Linked DNA regions of Homo sapiens: region 2 is linked to region 1. The links are chromatin loops, found by intact Hi-C in ENCODE. Cell type or tissue: psoas muscle. All regions are shown on one strand. Each heading gives the region's core, and the rest is flanking DNA. Links, peaks and the distances in the headings are about the cores only. Region 1 has its middle 41 kb from the start of LINC00951. Region 2 overlaps LOC105375053 (a long non-coding RNA gene).

What was found. A loop is a pair of places that touch in the nucleus more often than their neighbours do. Peaks named below come from ENCODE experiments on the same cell type or tissue, not always from the same donor. Only the 100,000 strongest peaks of a DNase experiment are listed, where the experiment ranks them.
Region 2: a loop joins it to region 1, with 1.8 times the contacts of the local background. A loop is called at or near these places in 2 of 110 quality-filtered maps.

What each region holds. Positions count from the first base shown.
Region 1 is chr6:40,310,899-40,320,047 of GRCh38, forward strand. No RefSeq gene overlaps it. Among named protein-coding and RNA genes, the nearest start is that of LINC00951, 41 kb to the right of the region's middle. In psoas muscle, for the core only: no CTCF peak of the experiment used is centred there; a DNase peak (open chromatin) is centred at 4,383; H3K27ac peaks cover 1,080 bases.
Region 2 is chr6:40,800,592-40,809,740 of GRCh38, forward strand. The region is part of intron 1 of LOC105375053 (a long non-coding RNA gene); the gene reads right to left. Among named protein-coding and RNA genes, the nearest start is that of LRFN2, 220 kb to the left of the region's middle. RefSeq lists an enhancer at 3,591-3,790. In psoas muscle, for the core only: a CTCF peak has its summit at 4,603 (motif pointing left); DNase peaks (open chromatin) are centred at 2,050 and 7,012; H3K27ac peaks cover 800 bases.

The DNA.
Region 1 (9,149 bases), core at 648-8,647:
TATCTTATTTGATCTCCGCAACAGCTCCATGAAGAAGGAATCCTTATCCTCACTTTCCAGATGGGGAAGCTGAGGCTCAGGAAACTAAAGTAATTTTTCTATGTTGCCCGTAAATATTTGAAGCTAGTGGAGTGTGACTATTCACCGGGTGCTCTTGAATGATGGCGAGAGGGAAAAGGATTAAGACAGTTCACCGGGAACCAGGAGACATGGTAGTAGACATGGGATCTACATGAAAGGAGTTCAGGGAGGAGGATGTGACTGTGTCCAGTCTCAGGGAGTCACCCCAGCCCTGACACACGATGACTGCCACCATAACTTCCACGCTCCTCGGTCCAAGTTCTCAGGATGCTCCTGCAGTTTTAATTAAACGCTGTGTATGGTGGCTCATTAAGGAGAAAACAGTTGTTCTGTATCTAAGTAGCCTCAGGTCTCTTCACCACTTTTACTGCTCAAACAACATCGCAGATAATTTTATAGTGTTTGGACTTGGTATTGCCTCTAAGCCTGGCAGGACCTCCAGGCCAGAGCTGTGTGGCAAATCACTCTGCTCCAAGGACACCGCCCTCATTTCAACAAGGATTCCTGGTCAGGCCCTACCTCCTTTCTCTCTTCAGACCCCCTCCCACCCCAGGGAGGGGCTCCGCCTGCCCTAATGTTGGTGCCAGGATCCATGATGATGGGAGGTAGGCAGGCTTTGGAGGGGTTAGACTGTGTGTACCAGTTCCCACGACTGGAAGGTTGTCTCGCTTCTGAGCTCTGATACACCATTTGGCAACTTGGTCCCTTATTAGGTTATTTCATAGGAAAGGATTAGGAGCCTATTAACAATATTAGTTTACCCTCCCACAGCCCTTGCCACAAGCCAGGCATTGTTCTGAGCTCTTTACCTATAGTAACTTGCCAAATTCTTACAATAACTCTATAGGATAGGTATGGTTGTTATCGCATTTAATAGATGGGGTAACTGAGGCAAAGAGAGTTTTAAGTTTCTTGCCCAAGATTATAAACTATTAATTGGTGAAGCCAGGATTCAAACACAGGCTCTCTGGCCCTGAGTCTCTGGTCTTGACCACTGTGTTATACCATCTGCTAAAAACCCGACTTTCAGCCTTGGCCTTGCTCTTCGTCAGCTCCCCTGAGTAGGGACTGTAATTCTGCCACTGATTCCCAGCTCAGGGATGACAGCTTGATTGACTACTTATCTAGGTCTCCAACCATCACTTGATCCTGGATTGGCATCACCTTTAGCAAATTGTGTTTTCCAAAGATGGTACAGCAAGATCTTTAGAACGTTCACACTCCCTCTCTGAATCTGGACAGATCTTTGTGACTGCCTTTCCCAGAAAATGTAGCCAGAGTGACAAAATGTAGCTTCTGACGCTAATACAAGTGTCATGCACTCCTGCCTTTCTCTTTGGGAACTTGGCCGCTATGTTGTGAGGAAGCCCAGTTAGCCTTTGGAGAGACCCATGTGGAGATAAACTGAGGGCCCATCAAGTTCCAAGCTGACAGCCAGCAATGACTTGGCAGTCAAGTGAGTCACTTTGAACGTGATCTTCCAGCCCCAAGTTGAGTCACTCAGCTAATGCTATGTAAAGCAGAGGCAAGCTGTCCCCACCAACTCCTGCCCAAACTGCAGATTCCTGAACAAAATAAATGATTATTGTTGTTTTAAGCCCCTATGATTTGGGGTGGCTTCTCACATAGCAGTAGATAAGCAGAACACCAGCTGTGTCTGCTGGTGTGATTCTGGGTCATCTTCTCTGACATACCCTTATTTTATTGCTGGGCTCTATCTGCCAGGCCAGACCTCTCCCAACTTCTCTGTCCCCACAATACCTGCCCCTCGCTGATACAGAAAGAAGAATGGCTGGTGCTTTTCCATCTGCCCATCTCCCTGCATGTCACAAGGCGCTGCTGGCCTGGGCCCAGCTGCCAGCCATCCTCCCAGCAACACTCAGCCTCCAGACTGACTCTGAATTCCAGGGACCAGTTTCCTAGGCAGTGGGGCCAATTCCAAGCTATCTTCCAGCTCACATATTTTTGCTTCACCAAGAAAGCTATTATTTCTCCTTTTCATTGAGTGTATTACATCAATTATTTTTTGTTATAAAACTTATAGTTAGTTCTTTTGCAAATTATCCAGTCCATTTTTATTGTTTTTCATAGATCTGACACACTTTGAGTCCCCTTTTAATTTTAAAACATATAAAACATACTACTTTCATACTACTTTCGGTGTGATGGTTAAATTTATGCATCAACTTGACTGGGTTAAGGGCTGCCCAGATAGCGGGTAAACATTCTTTCTTTCTGTGTCTGTGAGGGTGTTTCCAGAATAGATTAGCCCTTGAATCTATAGACGGAGTAAAGAAGATCTGCCCTCACCATTTTGCAGGGGCATCATTTAATCCATTGAAGGCCCAAAATAGAACAAAAAGGTGGAGGAAAGGCAAACTCCCCCCAGGCTACCCCTGCTTCATGAGCTGAGACATCCATCTTCTGCTCATGGACATTGGAGCTCCTGGTTCTGCTTCTTTAGACTCAAGGACTAACACCCGTCCTCCCCATCCCACCCCATCCTGAGTTCTTCAGCCTTGTAGTAAATTACATTACCTCCTTCCTGGTTCTCCAGCTTGCAGACGTCTTTGTAGGGCTCCTTGGCCTCCACAATCACATCAGTCAATTCTCATAATAAATCTCCTCTTGTATATCTATATATATCCTTTTGGTTTTGTTTCTCTAAATAACCCTAATATGCTGGGTAACAAACTATTACAATGCTTCCTATTTTTTAAACATTTTTTGTTACTCTTACTCATGGTGGCTTGTTTCCCTGTGGGTTTGGGGATTTTAAACTGTGAGCTTGTGCCCTGTCAGCATTTTATCTGTGAAAATTCTTTGAGATCTGCCTTTAGAGTATATTCCTCAGAAAAGATTTGTGTTTGCTTCTGCAAGGCTCCTGGTGACATCATCAAGGCAGAATCACTGGCAAATTTCACATGGGTTTATTAGATTAAATATGAATCTTTAAGGACATGCCACCATGGCCAGCATAGATTTTTTTCCAGTTCCCCTGAAGCCCACTTTTCCTTTCCTTTACTATTGCAAGTATTTTAGGACCCCATCTCTACAAAAAATTTTAAAAAGTAGCTAGCTAAGCATGATGGCATGTGCCTGTAGCCCTAGCTACTTGGGAGGCTGGGGTGGGAGGATCACTTGAGCTCAGGAGTTCTAGGCTGCAGAGAGCTATGATTGTGCCATTGCATTCCAGCCTGGGCAACAGAATTAGACCTTATCGAAAAGAAAAAAGAAAAAAACAAAACGATTTTGTAAGAAGCATTTGCTCTATATTCTACTCTGGTTCCAGTGTTCCAATGTGTAAAAGTTTGCCACATTTTAACCTAAGTTAGTTTTCTTAACTACCTTCTTTTTTATGCGAGGTACCCCAAGCAGCCTTAAAAGAGTGGGCACCTGTGTTCAAAGAGGGAGGTAAATAAATGAAAGGAAACAAAAAAATTTTCATAAAAAAAGAAAAATTGTGCCTGGGTTTGTACCTGTTGGCAAGAAAAATATTCCATATGACTAACAACTAAAGTTCTTTCTAAACCATTTAGTAACTCTCAGTGCTATCTCCATAAGCAAATTACAAGTTTATTTTATCTTTTTTCTTAAAGTAAGTATGTTCCTCAACCTGAAAATGGCTTAACATCTACCTTAAGTTATTGTAGGCCTTAAGAAGCAATTCTCCAAAAATCTGTTTCCTGGAAATAATGAACTCAGCTTTCTCAGTAGTTCAGCATTCTTTTCTACCTGGTTAGTTTGCAAATGTGTGGTTTGACAATCTCTACATTAGAGCTGTTGTATTTGCTATCTATTGTCACAATAATGCTATCTAAGAAACCATCCCAAAACTCAGTGGCTTTAAACCATGAACATTTACACAGTAGGTCAGTGATTTAGGTGAGGCTTAGCTGTATGGTTCTTCTGATCCCAGCCAGGTTTGCTCATATGCCTGGAGCCTGGAGGTGGGCTAGCAATCGGCTGCTGCAAGCTACCCTTGGCCAGCGGGACTGAGAAACTTGGCTCTGCTCCATGTTCTCTCATCCACCAACAGGCTGTACTGGGCATATTCTCATGGCAAGGTCAGTGGTTCAAGAAAGCACCTTTTCAAGCCTCAGTTGTATTTTACCCACAAATATCTCCTTGGCCAAAGCCAGTCACATGGCAAACCCAGAGTCGAGAGATGGAGTATATCACCCCACCAGGTGACATAATGGTGGCAAAGTTACACAGCAAAGGGCATGAGTACCAGGAGAAGCAAATAATTGGAGCCAAGTGATGTAATCCATAACAGCTGGTGTCCGGGCAGCCCTCTCACAGGAGCCATGCCAGGCAGCTGGTCTAATCATCCATTAGGGTGTCCCTTGGTGACCAGAGCAGGAATGAACAGAACCCTCCTTCCTCAATCCTATTTGGGCCTTAGCGTCAGAGTCAATGTGTCTGACTCCCTCTCGCGCTCCTCACCTGCCCTGGATTAAAACTGCTAGTAACACAATTTTATAGTTTTCAGGGACCACCTAGGAAGGCAGCAGTCAAGCAGGGCTGATCTCCCTGCATCCAACACATCCACTTCCAAGCTCAGGCCAGAGTGGCTGCTTAGGTATCTGGGCATGCTACCGAAAATAAAATGTGGCTGGAGTTCAATCACTTGAAAACAGAACACCATTTCTTTCCTGAATTACCTGAGGGCATGTTAATAGATGGCTGTAGAGAATCTTTCAAATCTTCCATTCATCAATACCATGCCAAGGAAGGAAGCATAAATCAGAAAGCAGTTATAAGAAATTGTACACGGATGCAGCAAAGCTCAAGGTCAGTGCCCAGGCCATGCACCTGCCTTCCATACACCCAGAGCCCACAACAGGGCTGGGTGCACACCTGCTGTGTGCCTAATATGTGACCCCTGGCCTCTACTTCATAAGCAGAGAGCTGTTACACCTGTAGCTTGAGAAAGGCGAGGAGAATACCTGCGAGGGCTTTGGTTTAAACCCTCCGTATAGGATATATTTGTCAGAACTGTCATGGGAGCAGCTGACAGAAATCTAACTCAAGGTAGCTTAAATAGAATGAGAGATTTACTGTCTCGTGAAACCAAATAACGATGAAGGCCAGCAAAGAATACCGGGAGCCACAGACACAACTGTCAGAAGCTTTGCCTCTTTCCCTCTCTCTCCTCTACTTCCCAGCTTTTCCCTGTGTGAAGTCTCATCTCACCATTTTTCTCCACATTGTAGGTAGACGGGTCGGAGTTGTTGAGAAACTGATCAATGACCAGTTCTGAACACACATCCGTCTGGAAACTTTCTGGCCAGGCAGAAGAGGGCTCTCTCTTCTGAGCTCATGCTTGAAAATTCTAGGGAAAGGGTCTAATTCGCCAGGCCTGCATCATGTGAGCCATCCTGGGCTGATCACTGTGGCTGGAGTTGGGGTATGGAACAGGGGTGGGGCACCAGTGGTTAGCAGCTCTCATCAGAACCACGTGCATTTAGGAAGATGAGGAATACTGTTCTGGGCAGAATGAACCATGCACGTCCACCACAGAGGGCTGATTGTTCTAGCACAGGGACAGCTTTGAAGGTCCTCACCATGAGGTTCCTCACCTACAGAGCCTCACCAGCTTATGGGTGATGAGCACAGATATAGATTTTAAGCCACCCTTTTCTTGAGGAGAGGCTGGGCTTGGTCAAGTGAAATATGAATGGAGAAGGAAAGTAGACAGGGACTATCGTTTTCTTAAGTGTGCCAGGTACTGTCGAAGGCACTCAACAAGGCTTGTCTCCCCTGTTGATCACCTGAGAGATATTAATCTTTTTTGTTGTTGTTTGACACAGAGTCTCGCTCTGTGACCCAGGTTGGAGTGCAGTGGCACAATCTCAGCTTACTGCAGCCTCAAGCTCCTGGACTCAAGCAATTCTCCCGCCTCAGCCTCCCAAGTAGCTGGAAACTACATGCAAGCACCATCACACCCAGCTAACTTTTGTATTTTTAGTACAGACAGAGTTTTGCCATGTTTGCCAGTCTGGTCTCAAACTCCTAGGTTCAAGTGATCCACCTGACTTGCCCTCCCAAAGTGCTGTTATTACAGGCACAAGCCACCACACACAGCCAAGAGATAGATTCTTAGACCCATTTTACTAGTGAAGAATACTAAGGCTCAGAAAGGGAAAGTGAGTTACCCAAGGTTACACAGTGTTGGAGTGGGCACTTGAAATAAGCCTTCCTGACCACTCCGTATCAGCTCAGCTCTATAGATAATCTAACCACACTGTTAAACCATTTCTGAGCGTCAGCAACTCCACTGCTGTGTATTTACTCTAAAGAAATGATGGCTTATGGCCATGGAAAAACATGCATGAGAATGTTCACACCAACTTTATTCCTAATGGCCCCAGACTGGAAACAAGTCAATATCTATCCACGATAGAATGAATAAATAATTTGTGGCATATTCATACATGGAATACCACACAGCAAGGAAAAAGAACACACTATTTTGGGAGGCAGAGGTGGGTGGATCACCTGAGGTCAGGAGTTCGAGACCATGCCTGGCCAACATGGCAAAACCCTGTCTCTACTAAAAATACAAAAATTAGCTGAGTGTGATGGTGCTTGCATGTAGTTCCAGCTACTCGGGAGGCTGAGATGAGAGAATTGCTTGACTCTGGGAGCTTGAGGCTGCAGTAAGCTGAGACTATGCCACTGCACTCCAACCTGGGTCACAGAGCGAGACCCTGTCTCAAACAATAACAAGTGTGCTGGTGTGTGCCTGTAATCCCAGCTACTCGGGAGGCTGAGGCAGGAGAATTGCTTGAACCTGGGAGACAGAGGTTGCAGTGAGCCAAGGTCATGCCATTGCACTCCAGCCTGGGAGACAAAAGCGAAATTCCATCTCAAAAAAAAAAAAAAAAAAAAAAGAATGGACTATTTTTACCTGCAACAGCATGGATGAATCTCACAGATATTTTGTTGAGTAAAAGAAGCCAGGCACAAAAAAGAACATACTATGTACACTCACTTATATGAAGTTCAAGAAGAGGGAAAGCTAATGTTGGTGACGGGGACCAGACTAGTGGTTATCTCTGGGGTGGGTAGAGACTGGAAAGGAGCATCAGGAAGCCTGGGAGGCTCAAAAACTAGATATCTTGATAGGGGTGGTGATTTTGCAGGTCTCTACACAGATAAGAATTCATCAAGTTGTACATTTATGTTCCGTATACTTTATGTATATCATACCTCAATTAAAAAAATTCATTCACAAGTTTGATAGACAAAAGTTCTAAGCCCTTCAAGTCTATGCTATTCTTTATTAATTAATTTCTGTTTTCCAAAGAGAACCCGAGGATTCCCCTACCTGAGGTTTGAGGTAGAGGCTCCCATTCATTTCTCCGCGTATCTCTGCACGGGTGCTTTAGCTAGACCTTAACTGAGAGACCACTCTGGGGGCTCTCCTCTCCCCTTACTCCACCTCCCAGATTCCAACAAGGGAAATCCCCAGGTTCCAAAGGGACTTCCTCCTTTTCTGAGCTCCACCATCAGGATAAGTTGGGGCTGGGGATGGCCGCTTTCAGCACACCTTCCTCCCGAGCCAGGTGGCTCTTGTGTGGCCAGAAGGAAACAAAGCTCCCAGGGGCACTGAGCTGGGGAGTGGATGCCTGGCACAGCACCATCAGTAGGAACATCTTCATGGAAGGTGATGGAACCAGACACAGGACCCACGTCTACAGTGGCCAAAACACAGTAGGAAAGGGCTCTGTTTTGCACTTGCTTCGCAGGTCGCTAGTTCCTTCCTTATCTACCGAATTACCTTGATCCTGCCCATATCTATCTTCTCACCAGTAAAATGGACCCAGAATACCTAATCACAGAGTTATCTTGAGATAGAATTTCAAAAGGAGACTTTACAGAAGAGCCCATCTAGCTTATACATTGCCTTTGTGTAGATGAGAAAAAAGAAACCCTTCCTCAGGACATTTCATTGCCATCCATTGACTAGTTATCCTAATGTCCTGATTTCTCTAGAATAAGACACATTAGAGCCACCTGCCATAAAATGGCCATATTAAACTTTCAAATCTACAACATCTCTTATGTGACTGGTAACCACTAGGGTTGTGCAGCACACAACCTGAACAACCATACACATGGCCCTGTTTTCAGGATATGATGCACTATGCACAAATAAGGAACCTGCCCTGTTATTGTGGTCAGGAGCCTTAGGTAAATCCCTTTGTTCTTGCAGGGCATTGTCCTTGAGTTGGACTGAATTGTGCTCCCCTTCCAAAATTCATATGCAGAAGCCATAACCCCCATTGTGATGGTATTTGGAGATAGGACCTTAGGGAAATTAGATTTAGATGATGTCATGAGGGTGGGGTCCTCATGATGGGATTAGTGCCCTTATGAGAAGAGGAAAAGACACCAGAACTCTCTCTCTCTCTCTCTACTTTGTGAGCACATAGGAAGAAGACTTCAACTGCAAGCCAGGAAGAGACCCCTTGCTAAACTCTGACCATGTTGACATCCTGATCTCAGATTTCCAACCTCCAGAACAGTGGTAAAATAAATCCCTGGTGTTCAAACCACTCAGTCTATGGTATTTTCTTATGGCAGCTTAAGCCAAGACAGTTCTCATCATCTGTTAATGTAACTTTCCATGAAGAATTTATTGATAATTACTTAAGTTGTTATCTCTCTCAGGGACGTCTGAATTCTACAGTCTATTCATATCCAGGTACCAAAGAGTGAAGTGCTAATGACAGGCCTTGGAACAGCATTATAGTCAGTGGGGAGAGATGGATTCAAGGGAAATGGAGGGTGTTGGCACTCTTTGAAACAGCCTCCATCCTTCAATCACACTGTAGGCAACAGCCTCTTCTGCCCATGCCTGAAGATGGCCACGGATCTGCCCTGCTCTATGGGGAAGGAGCCTGATCCTGCAAGATACAAGGGGATTAAAGTCCCCAAGGCAGGAGTTTTCCATCCTTGCAGCCTCCTTCTGGCTATAAAATTAGACTTGCCAATTCCAAAGGAGCCATCTGGCAGGTGGGAAGAGTAGAGAGTGGGCCCTGACCCTCCAGGGACAC
Region 2 (9,149 bases), core at 513-8,512, 490 kb after region 1:
ATGCAGGCTCCAACAGCCAGGAAGAGCCTGCAGGCAAAGAGGTGCAGGTGCTACAAAGAAGCATTGGGTCCATGTATATGTGCTTAAAGAATAAGGGCTGATGGGATGGCAGGTGAGCCTCAGATGTGTCTGCTATAGACTCTGCAGGGCAAGAAAGGATGAGCATTTGGGGACGGTGGATTAGCATGTACAAAGACCCAGAGGAGATCTGGAAGGGGGCAAGGGCAGGAAATGAAAGAAGGGGGATGTCCTGGGGAATAATGCAGAGAGATTTTGACTGGGAAGGACTAAATCATTAGGAATGATGACAGACCCCAAACTACAGAACATCTCCAAGTCCAGCTTATTTCCTAAGCTATTCAAGTCTAGGTACTATAGCCAGACTCTGGAGCCCTGGATTCCTAATTTTTTAGGGCCTGAAGTTCCCTGAGAAATGCAAACACTAATAACTAGAGAGAGAAAGTGATTTGCCCAAACCCACACAGCTGGTTAATAGCCATGCCAGGATTAGAACCCATGACTGTAACTCCCTAAGGTATTAGTGGCCTGGTCTGCAACTCTTCTTGGAGAAATCTATCTCAGGACATAGCCTTCCGGTTGAGGGCATGATCCCTACAGGCAACTCCACACACTTGAGCAAAGGGGGTTGGCATTCCCAAGGTCTAGAAAACGCCTGTGCCTACAGAAATAAAGGAAGAGCCCTATTCCTAGGAGTGACTCTAGGGGCCCCTCACAGAGACGGGGCTTTTCCATCAATAGGCATTAGACATTTGTGCCTGGGTGGGGACATGATAATTTTTAGCAGACGTGCAAAGTGGAACTGCCATGCCGGACTAATTCTGGAGGGGACCAGCCCCCTCACTGAGTGCTGGCAGGTGTTTGGAGCCACTTCCCACCCCATGTAGTCCTGACTTCCTAAGGTGACCGAAAGAGCATTCATTCATTCATTCATTCATTCACTAACAAAACTTTGCTGAGTGCCTTGTCTGTGCCTAGCAGAAAGTGATGGGAGTGGGCAATGGTGTCTTGGATGGCCAAGGAAGGCCTCTCTGATTAAGGTAGTATCTGCCCAGAGACTGAGGCAATGAGGAGAAGCCCTGAGGATGTCTGGAAGAATAGCAGTCTACAGAGAGGGAATAACAAGACTAAGGAATGGAAGGGCGTGTGCTTGGTGTGTCTGAGGAGCAGCAAGCAGGAAGTGGCAATGGCCTAAGTGAAGAGAGGGTGGCAGGAGGGAGACTGGGAGGGAGCAAAAGGGGAGTTGGGACAGAAGAGAGCCCTTGATGGCTGCCTACACCAAGACCCTCTGGAAGGTCTCCCTTCCCGGAGGAGTGAATCACAGAAGGTCATCATTTCAGTGTCTGGTGCCATGACGGGGCCTCTGGATAGACTGATCCCAGAGTGGGAGAATCATCATGGTGCTGACTGAAGTCCCTCCCAGTGACCCTTCCTGCCCTGCCCACCCCACTGCCCCTGGGGCCAGCTGGGCTGTGGACCCTTCTGTACTTGGAACATGGAAGGAGACAAATGCTTAGGGATGCAATGCAGTTGGCTTCCACCCTTTCCAAAAGCCTACAGCATTCATGAGGCCTGAAGGAAAGGAAGCGGCGGGCGTCGCTGGAAGCTCAGAGACACACAGGTCATAACAGAAAGGGAAACGTGGCTGCAGTTCTAGCTTGGTTTATGTCCTTCCGGTCTTTTTCCCAGGCATATTAAACCCATCAGGGAATAGATGGCTCACTGGGGGAGGAAAGTGAGGAGAGTTTGAAGAAGGAGTTTACAAGGTGTGGGGCAGGGTTTAAGGAAACCAGCAAGGTAGGGTGCAACACCTGGGGCTAGCCTCAGTGGGTGCAGTTAACACCCCCGACAGGAAGGGGTGAGGGGAGGGAGGGAGCAGTTGCCAGGACCTCGAAGGCCTAAAGGTCTTGTGGGAGCGCTGCCTGGGGAGAAGAGTCACCTCAGTAGGGAGATGTAGCAGCTTGGCAGGGAGGGCACGAATGCTGGCCTCACTCTCCTTTTCTCCCATTGGCTGGGCCATCAGGAAGCCAGAGGGCAGGAAGTAGGTTGATGCAGTCCACACAGGCAAGCCTCCAAGGGCAGAGAGTGGGTGGAGAGGGGGGAGCGTGGATCTGAGAGAGCCAAGGGAAGGGATCCAGCACCCATAATAGAGCGAGTGAGAGAGTGAGTGACTGACAGAGAGAGAGAGATCTCTGTCTATATACATACATATATATATATATATATATAGTAGAACAGTGCAAATGCTATTTCATGGCCTAATTTCCTTTGAAACAAATGCTAGACTGATGAAGAGAGAATTCCCACCTCTGAGGAGGACCCCATTATCCAGCCCACCCTGCACACAGGGCCGCTCCTTCAGGGAGCTTCTTTGGCTCATTACGATAACAAGTCTCAGCCTTCTTATTTAGCCAGGCATCCTGATGCCTCTCCTTCTTCTGCCTCCTAATGAGAAACTAGTGTGGCCCTGCAAAGGGAATGCAGAGAGAGGCAGTGGTCATGCAGGGGTTGCCATGGAAAGCAAACTGTTCACAGGAACAGGCATCATTCTGGGGAACAAGGGGCATTTCAGCCCAGTGCTCTCAAATCCAAGTGTGCACACAAGTTCCCTTAAAGTCAACTTCAAGTCTGGTTTAGGTTTAGGAGGTCTGGTTGGGCGGGGGCAGTGGGGGGAGGGGGCTGGGCATCCCTAAGAAGCTCCTGGATGAGGCCCATGTGGCAGCCTCTGCCTGCACTTGGAGTATGAGTTTCTAGAGAAGCTTTGAGACCTATGTGCTCAAGCCCAAGGGGAGGGGAAGTTGGGGTCATTACAGGCAACTGACTAAAGGAGGTACAGCTTATCTTTCTCCCCAAACCTGTCAATGGGCCTGAAATTTTACCATTAGAGTCACCTCTTTCGAGTTTACTTGGTAATTAAATTCAGCTTCTCTTTTTGGAGGGTAAATCATACTCAGCCCATCATGACTTGGCTCTACCCTGTTCGTCTATTGAGATTAATCCCTCAACAAAGGCAAAGCACTGAAGAAAAGGGACACAGGGCTGGGATGTTCTAATGAGATGGGTGGGGCACACCAAGCACAGACCTGACTGTATTTCCCAGTGACCAGGTCTGGGACAGCCACAACAGAGGTTGTGAGGGCTGAAACTCAGATTCACCCACCCATTATGTTCCCTAGAGACAGGTCCACAGGCATCTCTGGAGGCCCTAGTCCCACAAGCCCCATCTTCCTAATATTAGAGGGTCTTCCTTTTGAATAACTCTGAGCCTAGAGTGTTTGCCTTCTTTAAAGCTTGGCCTTTTCTACCTTTAAGAATGAAGGGAGAAGACCCACAATTTTTTACCTTTGCCCACCAGAATATAAGAGGTCAGTATGCACATCTGACTTGGTCTCCTCTGGACTTCCAGCATCTAGAGCAGAGCCTCACACAAAGTAGGCACCCAGGAATGTTCACTGAATGAGGAAAGACTTCCCTGCCAAGAGCTTTCTTCATCAGCTGGCTGCTGGTCTTGGAGGGGAAAGTAAACAATGATGGGTGATTGACTGGATTAACTGAACCCTAGGACTTGAGAATTAGAGGAGAAGGAACTTCTGCTTCTAAATATTTAAGACACTTGATCAGGGAACTCAAACAACTTATTTTAAGAATCAGGAAACTGAAACCCAGAAAGGAGAAGAGGTTTCCCCAAGATCACACAGCACATTTCTAGGGTTAGGCCCCAGCACTCTGACTCCCAGTTCAGGGCTTTGTCTACTTCACCATTCAGGTGTCCATTCATTCATTCATTCATTCAACAGCTGCCTATTGAGCAACTGCTTTTCCCAGGAACTGTTCTAGTTGCTAAGAATCCAGAATAAACAAGAAGGCAAAGTCCCTGCCTTTATGGAGCTTACATTCCAGGGGAGGAGACAGAAATAAGCACATAAATCAGCAAATAAATTCAGAAAGGGATAGCAGCTATAAAAGAAAGAAAACAGGCCAATGAGCTAAGATGTGTGTGCAGTGGGTGGACACCCAAAGTAAAGGTGGTTTTCTGAACCTTGAAGCTGAGAATTATGCACAGAGGGATGAACAGATACAGCCCCTGCCTCGGGTGCCTAATTCCTTACTCCCCACATTCTGCTCTGTGTCTTCCCAAAGTTCTCCCTCCTGTCCCTTCCTCACCCTGCTCTGAAATCATCAGTCAGGCTACTGTTTTCTCGATCATGCTCCAACCACCTCTGATTGTCTCCCAGCCTCCAGCCTCACAGCCAGAGGGGGAGCTCAGATACCAAGGTGCCTCCATGGTCATACCTCCTTCAGTGCCAGAACTGGAAAAGACTAATATTCTGCTGTAAGTCCAAATACCCTAGATTACAAAGGAGGAGCCTGAGGCCCAGAGAGGGCAAGTGACTTGCCCAAGGTCACACAGTAAGTAGTTGGCAGAATTTCCACTTTCTCGCTTCCCCGTGCATTTCCTCCTTTACTCCCAGCCAGCCCTCTAGGAATCCTCAAGGGTCTTCAGGGATGTTCAGCAGACCCTCATCTTGGGCTGCTTCCCCTGGCCCCCAAGGAAACCCAATGTGCAGTGTGCGGCCTCTCTGCCATCTTGTGGCTGCTCCTAAGAATGTCGCCTGCCTGGCCAGTTTGGAAAAAGTGCCACAGAATTCTCACTGGGATCTGAACTCTCCTCCCTGTACCCATAACTTTTGGCAAAAGAGCTTCACCCACACAAATGCTCACCTCCAAGAAAGAAGCTAGGGCAAGGGGTCAGGCCTGCCCCTCCCCAGCTCTGGACAGACCACAGCAGAGTCACTTCTCCCTTCTGCCTCAGTTCCCTCCTCTATAAAAGGAGGGGGATAATTTCTTCCCACCCACTGCTGGAACGGTTGTAAGGCAGGAACAGGTCATAGATGTGAAAGTGGTCTGAGAGGGGAAAAGTGCTGTGTCACTCTTGTCATCCCGCTCTTTCATGTAGCAGGTGCCCTAACCCACCCCAAAGAGCCTGGATTAGGTGGGCATGAGATGCGGACTTCCCTGACCTGTCATCTGCACACGCAGAAGGCTCATCTGCAGGATGCAAGGCCTCTGCTGCCTGCAATGGGATTAACTCTTTCCATGGCCACCTGTCTGATCTCTGTCAGGATGTCTGTCTGCAGTCAGGGGAAGGGACGGTATCTGGGTAATTTTGCATCACCCAGTGCCAGGTTCATGAGGTAGCAAATGTTTCCAGGTGTGCAGGTGCTGTCAGTGCTCTGCCCAGATCTTCTGACTTGACCCCATCCGTGTATCCTCTCCTGAGTACTTTTTCTGTCCACTTGAGCCCACTTTGCCATCTGTTTGCAGGCCAGAGGTGTCTGGGGATAAATGCCCTGTTCCCTACCCCAGCTCTGACATGCTGGCTCCCAGAGCTCCCCTGTGGGACTAAGCCCCCACGCCCAAAGGGATGGCTGACTTGATGAGGCTCCCTTATTGAGGCTTCCAGGTATTGTCCCACTTACCCGCTCTCCTCCTGGGGTTTCCTTCACCTCCCAATAAACTATGTGCACTCATACCCTCCTCTTAGAGTGGACACCAGTATATCCCCCAAGCCCTCATGCCTCACCATGCACCTGGCCCTCCCTACACTTGTTCCTGGCCAGCCCTCCCTACCACCATCAGGAGGGACCAGGGGAAGAGAAATTTCCCCAAAGGGCTGGAATCCATGCCTTCCCATGGCTCTGTTTGTATTCCAGCTGCTGCTCCCATCTCTTGTCACGTCGTTTAGATCAATGGATTATCAAATTTTTAGTGAACATTTCCTGTGTTTCAACCCCTATGTTAGATGCTAAGAATATAGTTGTAAGATTACTCAAGGACAAATGTACTGTCCTTGAAAGGCAAATACGAAATAAGCATACACACAAATGGAAGTTAGCAGTCTGAGTCATGGCAGAGGCCATGAAGGAAAAGAGGTTGCTGCGGGAGAGGAGTGGCGAGGGACATATCACAGGGGAAGAGGCCAGAGTAGGCCGCCCTGAGGAAGAGCTATTCAGGGTGATTGCTGCAGAGACAGAAGGAGCCAGCCAAGCAAATACTGGGTGGAAATGCTCCAGGCAGAAGGACCAGGCTGCACAGAGGGCCTGGGGTGGGAAACAGGGAGAAGGCAGAGTGGTGAATCATGACACAGAAGAGGAGAGCCTCTCAGAGAGCTGCTGGCAGAGCGGGTAGGGCAGAGCCACACAGGGCTGTGGAAGCCTTCTCAGGGCATCTGCATTGCACTCTAAGTTCAGTGAGAAGCCCAGGACAGTGTCAAAATATGATTGTTTAGGCTGGGTGCAGTGGCTCACGCCTATAATCCCAGCACTTTGGGAGATCAATGCAGGAAGACCACTTGAGCCCAGGGGTTCAAGACCAGCCTTGTCAACATAGGGAGACCCCTTCTCTACAAAAACTTTTTAAAAATTAGCCGAGTGTAGTGGTATGCATCAGTAGTCCTAGCTACTCCGAAGGCTGAGACAGGAGGATCCCTTGAGCCTGGGAGGTCGAGGCTGCAGTGAACTATGATTATGCCACTGCACTCCAGCATGGGCGATAGAGCGAGACTCTGTTACAAAGAATAATAACAAAAGAAAAAAAAGAATATCGTTGTTTGAAAAGATCTGTCCGGCTGCCAGGTGAAGCCTAGACTGGAGGAAACCAAGTAGATGCAAGGAGGCCTGTTCAGAGACCATTGCAATTGTTCAGAGGAGAAAAAGCAGTAACTGAGACTAGAATGGAAATGCATGGTGATGAAGATAATTTCACCAATACATCAACAGACCCATAGAAGCATCAGGAGTTGGGAATTAAAGTATTTTTATAAGCAAAACCTAAGGGTAACTGTGATGGTTAATACTGAGTGTCAACTTCTTGACTGGATTGAAGGATGTGAAGTGTCCCTCGGTGTGTCTGTGAGGGTGTTGCCAAAGGAGATTATTAACATTTGAGTCAGTGGACTGGGAGAGGCTGACTCACTCTCAGTCTGGATGGGCACCATCTAACCAGCTGCCAGCATAAAAGCAGGAATAGAAAGCACCAACTTGCTAAGTCTTCTGGCCTCCATCTTTCTCCCGTGCTGGATACTTCCTGCTCGCGAACACTGGACTCAAAGTTCATCAGCTTTTGGACTCTTGGACCTACACCAGTGGTTTGCCAGGGGCTCTCAGGCCTTTGGTCACAGACTGAAGGCTGCACTCTCAGTTCCCTACTTTTGAGGTTTGGGGACTCGGACTGGCTTCCCTGCTCTTCAGTTTGCAGATGGCCTATTGTAGGACTTCACCTTGTGATCGTGTGAGTCAATATTCCTTAATAAACTCCCCTTCATATATACATCTATCCTATTAGTCCTGTCCCTGTAGAGAACCCTGACTAATACAGATTTTGGTACTGGGAGTGGGGCATTACCTAAGGATAGCAGTTAGAAGAAAAATATAAACCTTTCTAGATACCAAAAGATATACCTAACTCCTCACATCCCTGCAAAGGAGAGAACAAACAAAATGTAGTCACATGGAATATTCTCTTTCTTTCTCTACGCTCAGGTACACACACACCTATTTACAGAAAATACAAAGGACACAGGAACTTGCTAAACTATCCCACAGGGAGGAAATCAGCAAAATTCAGACTCTGTAAAGCTCTTCAGGGCAAATGATCCAAATTATTCATTAAGAAATTGGATGGACATTAAAAGACATAGAGGAACAAATAACAAAGATTTAAGACACATCAGCCAATCACCATATATGAATCTTATTTGAATCCTGATTCACATTTTACAAAAATATGTTTTTCTCAAGCCAATCATGAAAATATCAACACTGACCTTATATTTCTTTATTTTAAGAAATTACTTAAAATATTAGAAGCGATAATGGTAAGGTGGTTATGTTTTTCTAAAGTTGTATATATGTTTTCAAATTGAGTATATATCTTTTACAGAAATATACTGACATATTTATGGGCAAAATTATACAATGTGTTGGGTTTGTTTCAAAATAACCTGGAGTGGAGAAGTGGATAAGGTAATAGATTACCCAAGATTCACCACATGTTGATAATTGTTGAAGCTGGTGATAAATACTTTGATATAAAGTATTTTTTCTCTACTCTTACAGATATTTGAAAAAATCTATAGGAAAAATGTTGAAGGACCAAGAGAAGTGAGAAGATAGAGAAATGTCTTGGAGACAGAAATGATCTAATATACTATGGCATGGGATGATGGGGGACCATGAGGGAACTAGAAGTATCAGAGCAGCAGCCAGATCTCTGGCTTACCCAACTCATCACACGGTGGTTGTACTAACCAGCTCGAAGACCTGTGAAGTCTCCAGAACTGAAAGAAAGACTTGGCAGGATGGATTTCTAATGGGGGCTCTCTTTCTGCCTGGCAGGTGGCTGCCTTCCCACTACATCCTCAAATGATAGAAAGAGAAAGAACTCTGGTCTCTCTTCCCCCTACCTTTTTTTTTTCTTTTTTTAAGATGGAGTTTCACTCTGTTGCCAGGCTGCAGTGCAGTGGTGTAATCTCAGCTCACTGCAACCTCTGCCTCCCGGGTTCAAGCGATTCTCCTGCCTCAGCCTCCCGAGTAGCTGGAACTACAGGCACACGCCACCACACCCAGCTAATTTTTTGTATTTTTAGTAGAGACGGGGTTTCACTGTGTTAGCCAGGATGGTCTTGACTGCCTGACCTTGTGATCCTTCTGCCTCGGCCTCCCAAAGTGCTGGGATTACAGGTGTGAGCCACCGTGCCCGGCCTCTCTTCCTCTTTTTATAAGAACACCAGTCCAATAGGATTAGGATCTCATCTTTATGACCTCATTTCATCTTACTTACCTCCTAAAGATCCTGTCTCCACAAGCGTCACATTAGGGGTTAGGATTTCAACATTTACATTTCGAGGGAACATAACTTAGTCCACAGCAAGGATGTCATTTACTGAGATGGAAAAGACGGGGAAAGAACACTGGAAAAAGATAAGTCTACCCTCGTCACAAAGTGAGGATATTAGATTTTCAAATCAACAAAGCTGACCAAAGGTAGGGGGACCCATTACCACAATGAAGGTTTTGAAATAAGAATAACAGCACCATCAATCTATCACTCACTTTCCTTAACCAGGAACT